2 separate regions of the Homo sapiens genome follow, and region 2 is linked to region 1. A link is a contact called in ENCODE Hi-C or POLR2A ChIA-PET data. All regions are on one chromosome and are shown on one strand. Each heading gives the region's core, a stretch centred on a gene start or an enhancer-like site at or near the end of the contact. The rest is flanking DNA. Distances are from core to core; before and after follow the strand shown. Region 1 overlaps TIAM2 (TIAM Rac1 associated GEF 2). Region 2 has its middle 44 kb from the start of TIAM2.

Region 1 (6,068 bases), core at 2,539-5,038:
TTAATTTAATTTAATTGTAAAGAGTAATCTTATTTGTTGGTTGTAATGGAAATGTATTTCCTCATTATTGACTGTAGTCAACTGCAAACCCTTTGCTAATGGTGGGCCTATGCTTTCTTTATTTTTTAAAAATTGTTTTTGTAGAAATGGGGATGGGAGTGGTCTCCCTATGTTGCCCAGGCTAGTCTCAAATTTCTGGCCTCAATCCATCTTCCCACCTCAACCTCCCAAAGTCCTGGGATTACAGGTCTGAGCCATAACACCGAGCACTTATGTTTTGTGAACTGAACTTCTTTGATGGTTAACTAATGTCCTTAAGGTATTTTAATCAAGACAGTATATTCGATATAAATAATAACTTGATAAATAACTTGCTTATTTTTTCTTAGGTGTAGACATTCTGCTAATTAGATATGAGCCTAATATGGTTTTTACCCAGCATCTGTGGTAATTTGTTCTCAACATAGACTTTTTGATAAACAAAAGCATTTGGTCGAACATTTTTTGTTTTAAAAAGATATGAAACTAATTACAGTGTCAGTATTTATATAACTGAATGAAGTTGATTTAGTAGGTATTTCTAAGTGTTTATATTGTTTTTAATGTTAATTATGCCATTACAAAATTTAGAAGGTGAAATTTGGAAAAGGCAATTGTTTTTAATTCTTCTACCCAAACAAACCACTTTTAACATTTAGCTATATTTTCTTCCAAGATTTATTCTGTGCACATTAAAAAAAGTAGGTATGAGCTTGATTTTGTTGGTTCTGTTTCACACCTTCAGAAACATGTACTTTTTGGTTAAAAGCATATCAAGAATGAATTTATTTATTTATTTATTTATTTATTTGATACAGTCTCGTGCTGTTGCCCAGGCTGCAGTGCAGTGGCATGATCTCAGCTCACTGCACCCTCCGCCTCCCGGGTTCAAGTGATTCTCTGCCTCAGCCTCCTGAGTAGCTGGGACCACAGGCGGGTGCCACCACATCTGGCTAATTTTTGTATTTTTAATGGAGATGAGGTTTCACTCTTTTGGCCAGGCTGGTCTTGAACTCCTGACCTCAGGTGATCTACCCACCTCAGCCTCCCAAAGTGCTGGGATTACAGGCCGACTTAAATAATAGATGACATAAAAAAGTAAAACGTAACTATGCGGGAAATAAAAACTTTAAGTGTATTAGAATAATGATACAAATTGTGATATGAAGCTCTTCTAAAATGTTATAGAACTTTAGTTTTTAAATAATGAAAAAGGGTAGCTGGCAGATGAATATTACAGGGCCATTTCATTAGTCTTTTTCCTCCCCCATCTGTCAGATATTTGATTCAAGTGGCAGCCATGGATTTTCTGGAACTCAGCTACCTCAAAACTCCAGTAACTCCAGTGAGGTAAACTTTGCTATAGATGGCCGCCATCTTGTTTTACATGAATGACACAAATGCTAACTTTTTCTGTTTTTTTTTGTTTGTTTTTGTTTTTGTTTTTGAGACGGAGTCTGGCTCTGTTGCCCAGGCTGGAGTGCAGTGGCACGATCTTGGCTCACTGCAAGCTTCGCCTCCCGGGTTCATGCCATTCTCCTGCCTCAGCCTCCCGAGTAGCTGGGACTACAGGCGCCCGCCACCACGCCCGGCTAATTTTTTGTGTTTTTAGTAGACATGGGGTTTCACCGTGTTAGCCACGATGGTCTCGATCTCCTGACCTTGTGATCCACCCACCTCGGCCTCCCAAAGTGCTGGGATGACAGGGTGAGCCACAGCACCCGGCCACAAATGCTAACTTAAGCGAGGAATGCTGGTTCAGAATCTTTACATGAACTCCTTGAAAATAGATTTATAATTAAAATGGTCCCAGTAGGTATTCTCTAAAGAGATAGTCTTGAATGCCAAGCATTTTGGAGGTATCTAACCTCATGTTAACTCCATTTTAAAATTAGTGACATGACTAGACTGAAGTCATAATAATATCTTTGATTTATACATCTCTATTCCTCAGCAGTACTTACCTTCGTTTGAGAGTTCAGTGAATACAAAATTGCATTTTCCTCTCAGGGTTGTCAGGGATCTTCACATAGATAGTACATTCTATGCTGTGTCTCTCCAGGCGCCGTCAAGGGGAGCCTGAGTAATGTCTCCTCATCCCTAGAATTGCTTCTGACCAAACAAATCCTCAGAATGATTTCTGAATGAAATCCTAGAGCATGAAATCCCAGATGTGCCTATGCCTCTTCCTAGTGCCTTTTTCAAACCCACAACATCCCCATGAAGCTGTGTTATTTAATTTCTCCTCCACCAAATAATTTTTTTTTTTTCAGATGGAGTCTCACTCTGTTGCCCAGGCTGGAGTGCAGTGGCGTGATCTCGGCTCACTGAAACCTCTGCCTCCCAGGTTGAAGCAGTTCTTCTGCCTCAGCCTCCTGAGTAGCTGGGATTACAGGCACCTGCCACCAAGGCTGGCTAATTTTTGTATTTTTAGTAGAGATGGGGTTTCACTATGTTGGCCAGGCTGGTCTTGAACTCCTGACGTCGCGATCCACCCACCTCAGTCTCCCAAAGTGCCGAGATTACAGGCGTGAGCCACTGCACCCAGCCAGTTCTTACTCTGCACTTACCATCTCTTACTGTTAGCCACTCTGTCAAGTGCGTATGTCATGGCTCCCAGGAAAGCTTGTAATCGATATAGTTTATATATGCCCTATTTCTATTAGATGTAGTCATTTAATGGCTGAGGATGACTGATTTGTAATAAAGGCCCATAATTTTAGGGTCCTATCTCTTCCAGCATTATATAACAATGTAAAATTCTTACTTTGAAAGTTAAGAGGCCTGGCATGGTGGCTCGTGCCTGTAATCCCAGAATTTTGGGAGGCTGAGTCAGGTGGATCATTTGAGACTAGCCTGGGCAACATGGTGAAACCCTGTCTCTATCAAAAATGCAAAAAATTATCCGAGTGTAGTGGCTTGCTCCTCGGAGGCTGAGGTGGGAGGATTGCTTGAGCCTGGGAGGCAGAGGTTGCAGTGAGCCAAGATCGCACCACTGCACTCTGACCTGGGTGGCAGAGTAAGACCCCATCCCTGAAAAAAGAAAGTTATGAAACTATAGCATCAGTACACTTCCTATTAACAGAGTTTATGTTGGACTTTGAAAATAAATTTTGCTGATGTAGCCACTTACAGTGAGAATTTAAGCTTAGTGCTTAAGATGGGCTCAAATCAACAGGTCCCATCGATGCTCTAAGGAGTGAGAAGAAACTATGATTTCTGCATTTGTTTTACTCCTATTTGTTTTAGCTAAGCATTACTTGTGATGTAGGGATACTGAAGAAATTCCTTTCATTTATAGGACAATTTTAATGCAGCCTCTGTAATTTCTGTGCTATCGTACCCAGATAACTAGATTCAGATAGAATGGCAGATAGAACTAAGGGTGTAATTTGTTTTTTTATATCTCTGGGACTTAAAATTCTGCCTGAGCTGGCTAAATAATTAATATTTCATTTTGCTACTTTTCATCTGCTAATCATTCTTGGAGAATACTTGTAACCTGCACAAACCTATTTTTATACAATAAGTACATTACGCCCATTTCTATAACACAGAAAGGCTGTTGTGAGGGAGGGGCCGTGTGCATTTTAAACTATTTCACTCTAATTGATGCATCATATAACAGCCCAACAGTGAGTCACCCTAATTCAAAATCTGTTAAGTCTGGAATAAAGCCAGTCTTACTTGAACATTTTTTTAGAGGACACTTTGGCTTGCCAAAAATGAAAGCTTTTCATAACGAACGTCTGGATGAGTAATAGTGAGTCTTACACGGCCTTTGAAGGGAGGTGTTTGTCATGGAGATTGTGACAACAAAGTCCCCACTAAGGCTCAGATGGCGGCAACCCCAGAAGCTTCATTGCAGAAATTGTGACAGCCCCTGGGCCTTGGCCCCTTCTTCTGGAAAATTGGCTTGGGGTATTCCAACTTTCTGTGGCAGTGAGTGAATGCAGTATTGTCATCTTAGTCATGAGCTGTAAACTGAAAAAAAAACCTAAAAAACCCCAAAAAACCCCAAAACCAAAACAAACCCCCTAATATTGTTTTCTTAAATGGAAAATATGAATGAAACAGCTTACTCTTCACCACAGTATGGTAATCTGTTTAGAGAGAATATTAATACACAACCCTACATAGCATATATATATGCATACAGCTAGCGAGCTAGCTAGATCCATCTTTGTTTTTCTTTCATATCAACCGATGTGTGGGCCTCAGTCCAAGAAGGAAATAAACACTTTCTCTTCTATGACATTTTACTGTTGTTAAGAAAACTGGGAGCGTGCAACTCCCTTTTGTGTTTTCTCCTCATCTCCCTTGCAAATAGACTTTCCTTTTATCAGCCACTGTGGTGGTTTGGGCCCATTTGTGACAGCCAGATTGTGATTTTGCTACTCACTTCCCTTCAGTGATCCAAGTAGTAATTACAAGCCATTTGATCCAAAAGCATCTGCTGTGAGAACACACGGAGTTTCAATTTTTTCTCCTTGCTGCATACTGAGCATAAGTAATTTGACATGTGGTTTCAGGACCATTGATGTAATAATAATAATAATAAATACTTCTGTGGAATGCCCTCCAAGGAGAGCTAAAGTGATTTGCAGACGTTCACTAGTCAGTCTGGAGTGACTGTGGCTGCAGCCCAGTGATGTTCCCGTGTCGTGATGGCCAGTTGGAGCTGACTGCAAGGTGATCTGAGCAGCAGTGGCCAGAACAGTGGCCCAGGGCTTTGGAACAAAGGATGATTCTCAGGAAGTTCTTTATAGTGGCCATCGCTGAAATGCAGTAGCTACTCCCAGTACAGTATAATGCCCTGATCCAGCCTCAGCTTCCAAAAAAAATCTTTACAATTTATGTCTTTCAAATGCAATTCCTCCCATCAGTCTCCTAACCACCCCACGAGGCTGGCGTTTTTAACCTCTTTTGAAGGTGAAGGAACAGAAGTGCAGAGGCACTAGATAACAGCCCCTAACAAGGCTGAGATTTGACCTGGATTGCCTTGCTATTATTGTATTTTTTCTGTCTCCATTTGCATTCTCAGGACCAGGAAACCTTGAAGAGGCTAGTTGGAAATATATATATATATATATATATATATATATATATATATATATATATTTTTTTTTTTTTTTTTTTTTTTTTTCTTTGATGGGAGGAAGTAGAGTAGGAGGCGTGGTAGGTGCGTAACAGTCCTGGCAAAGGTAGCCAACCGTGGAATTCTGGGTGGTTAAAAAGGTTAATTTAACATAGCAGCATCTTTGACATGGGTAACCTGGAAAAAGAGTTTTCCAGATGGCTCCATTTTTAATGCTTATTTTTAGGATTCTCTCTTCTTTTTATGAAAAGAATATTGGAGAATATTTCATCTGGCTTCCTGAAACTAAAGCATGTGTATTTTCAACTTGGATAGCATTGACCTTCCTTCAGAGAATTAATCCAACTTTCCCTCCAAATGGGCAAAGCTTACAACAACCTAAGAGATCTGTAAGCACCAAGTAGCTTTTTCTTTTTCTAGTTTTAATAAATTAATTTTAAATTCTTGGTGCTTCCTTTGAATAACCAGGTTTTACTTTTCTTGAACTGTATACATTTGTGAGGGTTGTGTGTGTGTGTGTGTGTGTGTGTGTGTGTGTCTGTCTGTCTGTCTGCCTAACACACACCAAAAATTACATTTAACTTTTCATTGAGGGACTCTCTTGAGAGGGTCTTACTCTTTGATGGCCTTGGCTTTGATAGGCGTCTTCTCTTCTATGGTTCACTAGATCTTGGGTCAACAGTGTAGACTCAGAAAACCATTGCTCAGAGCAGTTGTAGCACAGCACCTTGTTTAATGGATTTTAATAGGATTATTTCTTTTGTCCTTCCATCCTTCCATCTATCTGCACACTTTTCTCTTGTCCAGAACTTATTCTCCTTCAATAATCTGTTAATTTTTCTTCTCGAAGCTTCCAGAGAGCATTAAGAACTTGACACTATGTCAACAGATTTGAGTAAGATACTGAAAACGGACAGCGTTTACCCTTCTG
Region 2 (6,068 bases), core at 1,513-4,012, 220 kb before region 1:
TGGCTAATTTTGTGTTTTTAGTAGAGACGGGGTTTCTCCATGTTGGTCAGGCTGGCTCCAACTTCTGACCTCAGGCGATCCTCCCGCCTCAGCCTCCCAAAGTGCTGGGATTACAGGCGTGAGCCACCGCACCTAGCCCCACTTTCTTTTTTTTTCTTTTTTTTTTTTTTTTTTTTTTTTTTTTGAGACTGAGTCTCACTCTGTCACCCAGGCTGGAGTGCAATGGCGCCATCTTGGCTCACTGCAACCTCCACCTCCCGGGTTCAAGTCATTCTCCCACCTCAGCCTCCTGAGTATCTGGGATTACAGGCACACGCCATCTTGCCTGGCTAATTTTTGTATTTTTGTAGAGATGAGGTTTCACCATGTTGATCAGACTGGTCTTGAACTCCTAACCTCAGGTGATCTACCCACCTCGTCCTCTCAAAGTGCTGGGATTACAGGCATGAGCCACCACACCCTGCTAAGTAAACTTTCCACCCCAGTCTCTCTATCTCTTCTACCTCCTCTTTAAGGCCAATAAGTCTTTGATTTGCCCATTTGAGGCTATTTTCTAGATCCTGTAGATGTGCTCCATTATTTTTTATTCTTTTTTCTTTTGACTCCTCTGTGTATTTTCAAATAGTCCGTTTTCAAGCTCACTAATTCTTTCTTCTGCTTGATCAGTTCTGCTGTTGAGAGCCTGATGCATTCTTCAGTTTGTCCATTGAATTTTTATTTTAGCTCCAGAATTCCTGCTTGATTCTTTGTAATTATTTCAATCTCTTTGTTAAATTCATCTGATAGGATTCTGAATTCCTTCTCTGTGTTATCTTGGATTTTGCTGTTTCCTCAAAACAGCTATTTTGAATCCTCTGTCTGAAAGGCCATAGATCTCTATCATTCTGGAATTGGTCACTGGTGTCTTATTTAGTTATTTGGTGAGGTCATGTTTTTCTGGATGGTCCTGATACTTGTGGATGTTTGTTGATGTCTAGATATTAAAGATTTAGGTATTTATTCTAATCTTCACAATTTGGACTTCCTTGTACCCGTGCTTCTTGAGAAAACTTTCCAAATATTCAAAGGGAATTGAGTGTTGTGATCTAAGTCTTTGGTCATTGCAGTCATATGTGCATTACAAGGCAACCCAAGCCCAGTAACGGTGTAACTTTTGCAGACCCGTAGAGGTACTGCCTTGGTGATCTTGGATAAGATCCAAGAGAATTCCCTGGATTACCAGGCAGAGTCTCTCGTACCCTTCTCTTACTTTCCACCAAACAAATGGAATCACTTTCTCCATGCTGAGCTGTCTAGATTTGGGGGATGGGTGGCACAAGCACTTACATCGCCATCACTGCTGAGAGTGTGTTGGGTCACACCTGAAGCCAGCACAATACTGGGTCTCACCCAAGGCCTGTGGTGACCTGATATTTATTCAATGCCCAAGAGCTTTTTAGTTGGCTGGTGGTGAATTCTTCTGGGACTGTCTTTTGCTTCAGGGCAGTGGGTTCCCTTCTGGCCCAGGGTGGGTCTAGAAATGTCACCCAGGAGCTATGGCCTCGAATGGGGGCTTCAGGACTTTAGTGCTTTATTTTACTGTGGCTAAGCTGGTGTTCAAGTTGCAAGATAAAGTCCTCTTTAAGTCCTCTTTACTCTTTCCTCTCCTCTTGGAATTGCGAGCTGTGCTGCCTGGGGTTGGGGGACAGGCCTTGGCCATGTCAGCTAGTGTTTCACTGGGTTGCATGCACACCAAGCCTACTGGCTCCAAGGTCGGCCCAGTACTGCGACTTGCCCAGGAATTGTGGTCCTTGTGGCCTAAACTGTCTTTCAAGTTTATTTAGTACCCCAGAGCACTTGAGCCTGCAGTGGCAGGGCTTGCTAGAACTCCGGTTCTGACTACCAAGACGAACCCTTCTCCTCCAGCTAGGACTGGTCTAAATGCTCCCTCCATGGGCACCAGCCTAATTCTGCCCTGTGTTGCTTTCCACTGTATCAGGGCAGCACTGAGTTGCAATGCAAAGCTCCATAATGACTTCCCTCTCCCTCTTCCAAAGACACAGATTCTCTGCATCATGCTGCGCTCCTAGGGGAAGGGCGAAGGGTAGTGTGAGCAATTCAAGGCTGTCTTTCCCACCCTCTTCAGTGCCTCTTCCTTGATATGATGTTAAAACCAGGTACTGTGATTGCTCACCTTATTTTCTGGTTCTTTTGAAGGTGCTGTCTTCTGTGGATAATAGTTCAATTTGGTGTTCTTGAGGGGTGAGGTTGGAGGGGACAGGGTGGGATGATAGCTGGAGGGTTCTGTTTGGCCATCTTGCTCTCTTTATAGTTATTCTTCATTAAATAGAATCACCAAGGCAGGAAGGTGTCATTACTGCTTTGATTCCAGATGCCTCTAGGCTCGTAGGCCATTTGAAGGCTTCCAAAGCTCTGGCGATAGAATAGATTCCTTCATGGACCCCCATTCCTACTCCTCTACAGTATCCATGCCACGTGAAGATAGCAGTAGGAGAAGATTCCTCCAGCTTCCTCCAGAGTGTGAAGGGGGTGCTGAGGATGGAGCTTCTGAGCCTGAATCTCTGCCGACTCAGGAGACGTCAGAGTCTGTGTTCCGTGACTGGCTCCCCAGCAATCTCACCAGATGTGCTTAGATTTGGGTGGACTCAGTCACGCTGCCCAAAGCTGCATTCACTCATAGGGAGAGCAAGGGACCCACAGTACTGCTGCCATGTCCCTTTGAGGTGGCCTCTGTGTGCACCTGCTGGTCCTCCAGCCCAGTCTGCTCTCTGTACACAATCCCCATGAGCAGCATGAGTGCCAAGAACTGCTCAGTGCTCAGGTCTGGCACCTGGGCTTCTTTCACGTGCTCATAAGGCAGCCAGCGTGTTTCCCTAGGTACCCCGGAGGCTTTGGGCACAGAGGACCACACGTCCAGAAGTTTGGGCCATTCACATGTGTGCCATGTGGACCTCTCTGGAGAAGAGAGCTGGGTGCACATCTCAGCGTGTGCAATGGGCATGAGTGTGTTTGGCAAGCATGCTCAGGATGAAGATCACCCCCTCCTTTATCCCACTGCTTCCTGTAGCTTCCAAACCACCTCCTCAGAAGTGTCATCTCCAGCCACTGCTTCCTGTAGCTTCCAAACAGCCTCCTCAGAAGTGTCACCTCCAGCCACTGCTTCCTGTAGCTTCCAAACGGCCTCCTCAGAAGTGTCACCTCCAGCCACTGCTTCCTGTAGCTTCCAAACGGCCTCCTCAGAAGTGTCACCTCCAGCCACTGCTTCCTGTAGCTTCCAAACGGCCTCCTCAGAAGTGTCACCTGCAGCCACTGCTTCCTGCTCTTTCACATTTTCTTTCTTCTTTGTCTGTGCTCTGTGGTTTGGCATCTGCCCCAGCTGCTCTGCTGCCGTCTTGTCTACCATCCATGCATGAATGACTTCCTTAAAAACACCGCCTTGTCTTTCCGTGGTCCTTCTCCTTTTCCTTCCTTCCAAAGTTGTCACCGTGGACCTCCTCTTCCACCCCCGTTCAGGAAACTGTTCCCTCAGGCTCACCTGACCTAGCCCTTTCCAGTTTCCTTAGCACCTGGGCAGGTCCTTCCGGGTGACTCATCCCATCCTAGCAAGCAGATTTTGGGGACATACCTAAGAGCTCTCCCCTGTTCTTCTGGTGAAGCATTTTCTCTTTTCAGAGAAGTCACTGCAAGCCAGGGTGACTTGCTGATTTGAATCTTCAGCCCTGACTCCTCTTCTGAGTTATAATTACTGCCTGGACATTGCACCCTGGGGGATCTATTCAGACTGAACATGACCAACGGTGAACTTGTCTCCCCCACCTTCTGTCCTGCCCCAAATCCTCACCCTAGTATCTGTTAGGAGGGCACCTCTTTCAGCCCTCCAACCTCTAGAGCCAACTTTGACCCTTCCATATCCTTCTTCCCCTGGAAAGGGACACCAAGTTCTGCTTTTCCTTGAAAATCCTTTAGATTTGCCTCTAGTCTCTGTCCTTGTGACCTCTGGCAATAGCTTCTGCTCTGGGCTCCCGCTCCAGTGCCCCATTTCTGGACTTCAACACAATTTGTTTTCTTTTCTTTTCCTTTTTTTTGAGACCAAGTCTCACTCTGTCACCCAGGCTGGAGTGCAGTGGTGCGATCTCGGCTCACTGCAACCTCCGCCTCCTAGGTTTAAGGGATTCTCCTGCCTCAGCCTGGGACTACAGGCTTGTGCCACCACGCCCGGCTCATTTTTGTATCTTTTAGTGGAGATGGGGTTTCACCATATTGGCCAGGCTGGTCTTGAACTCCTGACCTCGTGATCCACCCACCTCAGCCTCCCAAAGTGCTGGGATTACAGGCATGAGCCACCACACCCACCACATCACCCTCTGCTCAAAAACCTTAAGTGGCTCCTTCTGGCCCAGGATGGGTCAAGTCCAGGTTCTAAATCCCCATGTAACCTGGCACCAACCTACCCATGTCCAACCATATTTCCCACACCCTCCCCAGACATTCATGGAACAGCTCTTCAAGGCACTGGCCCAGGTTCTAGGGGAATCAAGGAGGAGGAAGCCTGGTCTTCTCCTTCAAGACCTTTTCAGTGAGGTGGAAGCTGGAGGTGGGGCATGTAGCTAGGCACAGGAACTCTAATGACGATGTAAGTGGCATTGTCACAGGCAGGTCATGTGACACGGGAGCACAGAGAAGAGTACCATTAGGTCAGACATATCATACATGTGGCTTGTGACATCCTATCAACATGAAACATAGCTGTGTTTCTTAAGCCATTTTGTTCACAACACAGCCAATGAATTCTTGTGACAATGTACCAAATTATTCAAAACAAATTTTTTAGTAAAATAATAAAACTACTTTTCTCAAAACAGTTTGATTTATTTTCTTTTTTCTTTTTTCTTTTTTTTTGAGATGGAGTCTCACTTTGTCACCCAGGTTGGAGTGCAGTGGTGCGATCTCAGCTCACTGCAATCTGCCTCCCAGGTTCAAGCGATTCTCTTGCCTCAGCCACCCGAGTAGCTGGGATTACAGGCACACACCACCATGCCTGGCTAATTTTTGTATTTTTAATACGGATGGGGTTTCACCATGCTGGCCAGGCTGGTCTCAAACTCCTGGCCTCAGGTGATCCACCAAAGTGCTGGGATTACAGGCATGAGCCACCGCACCCAGCCTCAAAACAGTTTGATTTTTGAGGAAAGAGTGCCTCCTTTTCATTAATTTGCGGGGGTGGGGGGTAACAATTTGCCTGAATTTCTATATTTTTGAAAAAGCTCTTTTAAAACATCTTGTTAGATGGGGCACCATGACTCATGCCTGTAATCGCAACACTTTGGGAGGCCAACGCCGGAGGGCTGCTTGAGCTCAGGAGTTCAAGACCAGCCTGGGCAACAAAGCAAGACCTTGTCTCTGCTAAAAATAAGAAAAATTAGCTGGGCGTGACGGTGCGTGCCTGTGGTCCCAGCTACTTGGAGGCTGAGGGTGGGAGGATCGCTTGAGCCCAGGAGATCGAGGTTGGAGTGAGCTATGATAGCGCCACTGCACTCCACAGTGGGCAACAGAGCAAGATTCTGTCTTAAAAAACAAACAGAAAAAAAACGCCACAAAAACACTTCTTGTTAGGATAGATGTGGTGGCTCCTGCCTATAATCACAGCACTTTGGGAGGCCAAGGTTAGAGGATCGTGTGAAGTCAAGAGTTTGAGACCAGTCTGGACAACACAGCAAAACCCCCAACTATACCAAAAACAAAAAACAACCCCAGAACCAAAACTTCTTGTTATTGGTAAAAGTACTGAATTTTTATATGAACATGAAAGTTAAATGCCTGACTGATATGAAAATGGTCTTGTCAAATGCATGAAAAAGGAGCGGTTGTCTTCAGGTGAGATGAGAGTCATAGTTTTGGAGTCTTTCTGTAACGTGCTCTCATTTTAAGAGTTCCACTCAGCTGCTTCCTGTACAACCCTCCACAGAGAAATTCCATATGAAACCTCTGTGAACCGAGGCTGCCGTGTGAATCTCTCCCATCAGGAGAACTCCACTTCTGTGCAGTTTTCCAGCCTGTGCCTGTGGTCT

What was found. Hi-C counts contacts between places; a loop is a spot of excess contacts on that map. ChIA-PET counts read pairs that join two places held with the same protein, here RNA polymerase II (POLR2A). Pooled maps may share reads with other maps.
Region 2: a map of GM12878 shows a loop between it and region 1 (4-fold over the local background). The contact joins two enhancer-like sites. A Hi-C loop is called at or near these places in 2 of 168 maps with a recorded cell type or tissue (Calu3 and GM12878) and 6 of 50 pooled maps. POLR2A ChIA-PET finds 5 or more read pairs at or near these places in 2 of 52 experiments (activated B cell and activated CD8-positive, alpha-beta T cell).

The regions. Positions count from the first base shown.
Region 1 is chr6:155,167,528-155,173,595 of GRCh38, forward strand. All of the region lies in intron 9 of TIAM2 (TIAM Rac1 associated GEF 2), which reads left to right. Among named protein-coding and RNA genes, the nearest start is that of CLDN20, 93 kb to the right of the region's middle. RefSeq lists enhancers at 3,720-3,779, 3,820-4,239, 4,270-4,329. Within about 2 kb of position 3,789, at least 18 of the 41 ENCODE cell types and tissues checked have a DNase peak (open chromatin) inside an H3K27ac peak, as active enhancers do.
Region 2 is chr6:154,948,434-154,954,501 of GRCh38, forward strand. No RefSeq gene overlaps it. Among named protein-coding and RNA genes, the nearest start is that of TIAM2, 44 kb to the right of the region's middle. RefSeq lists an enhancer at 2,927-3,427. Within about 2 kb of position 2,763, at least 4 of the 41 ENCODE cell types and tissues checked have a DNase peak (open chromatin) inside an H3K27ac peak, as active enhancers do.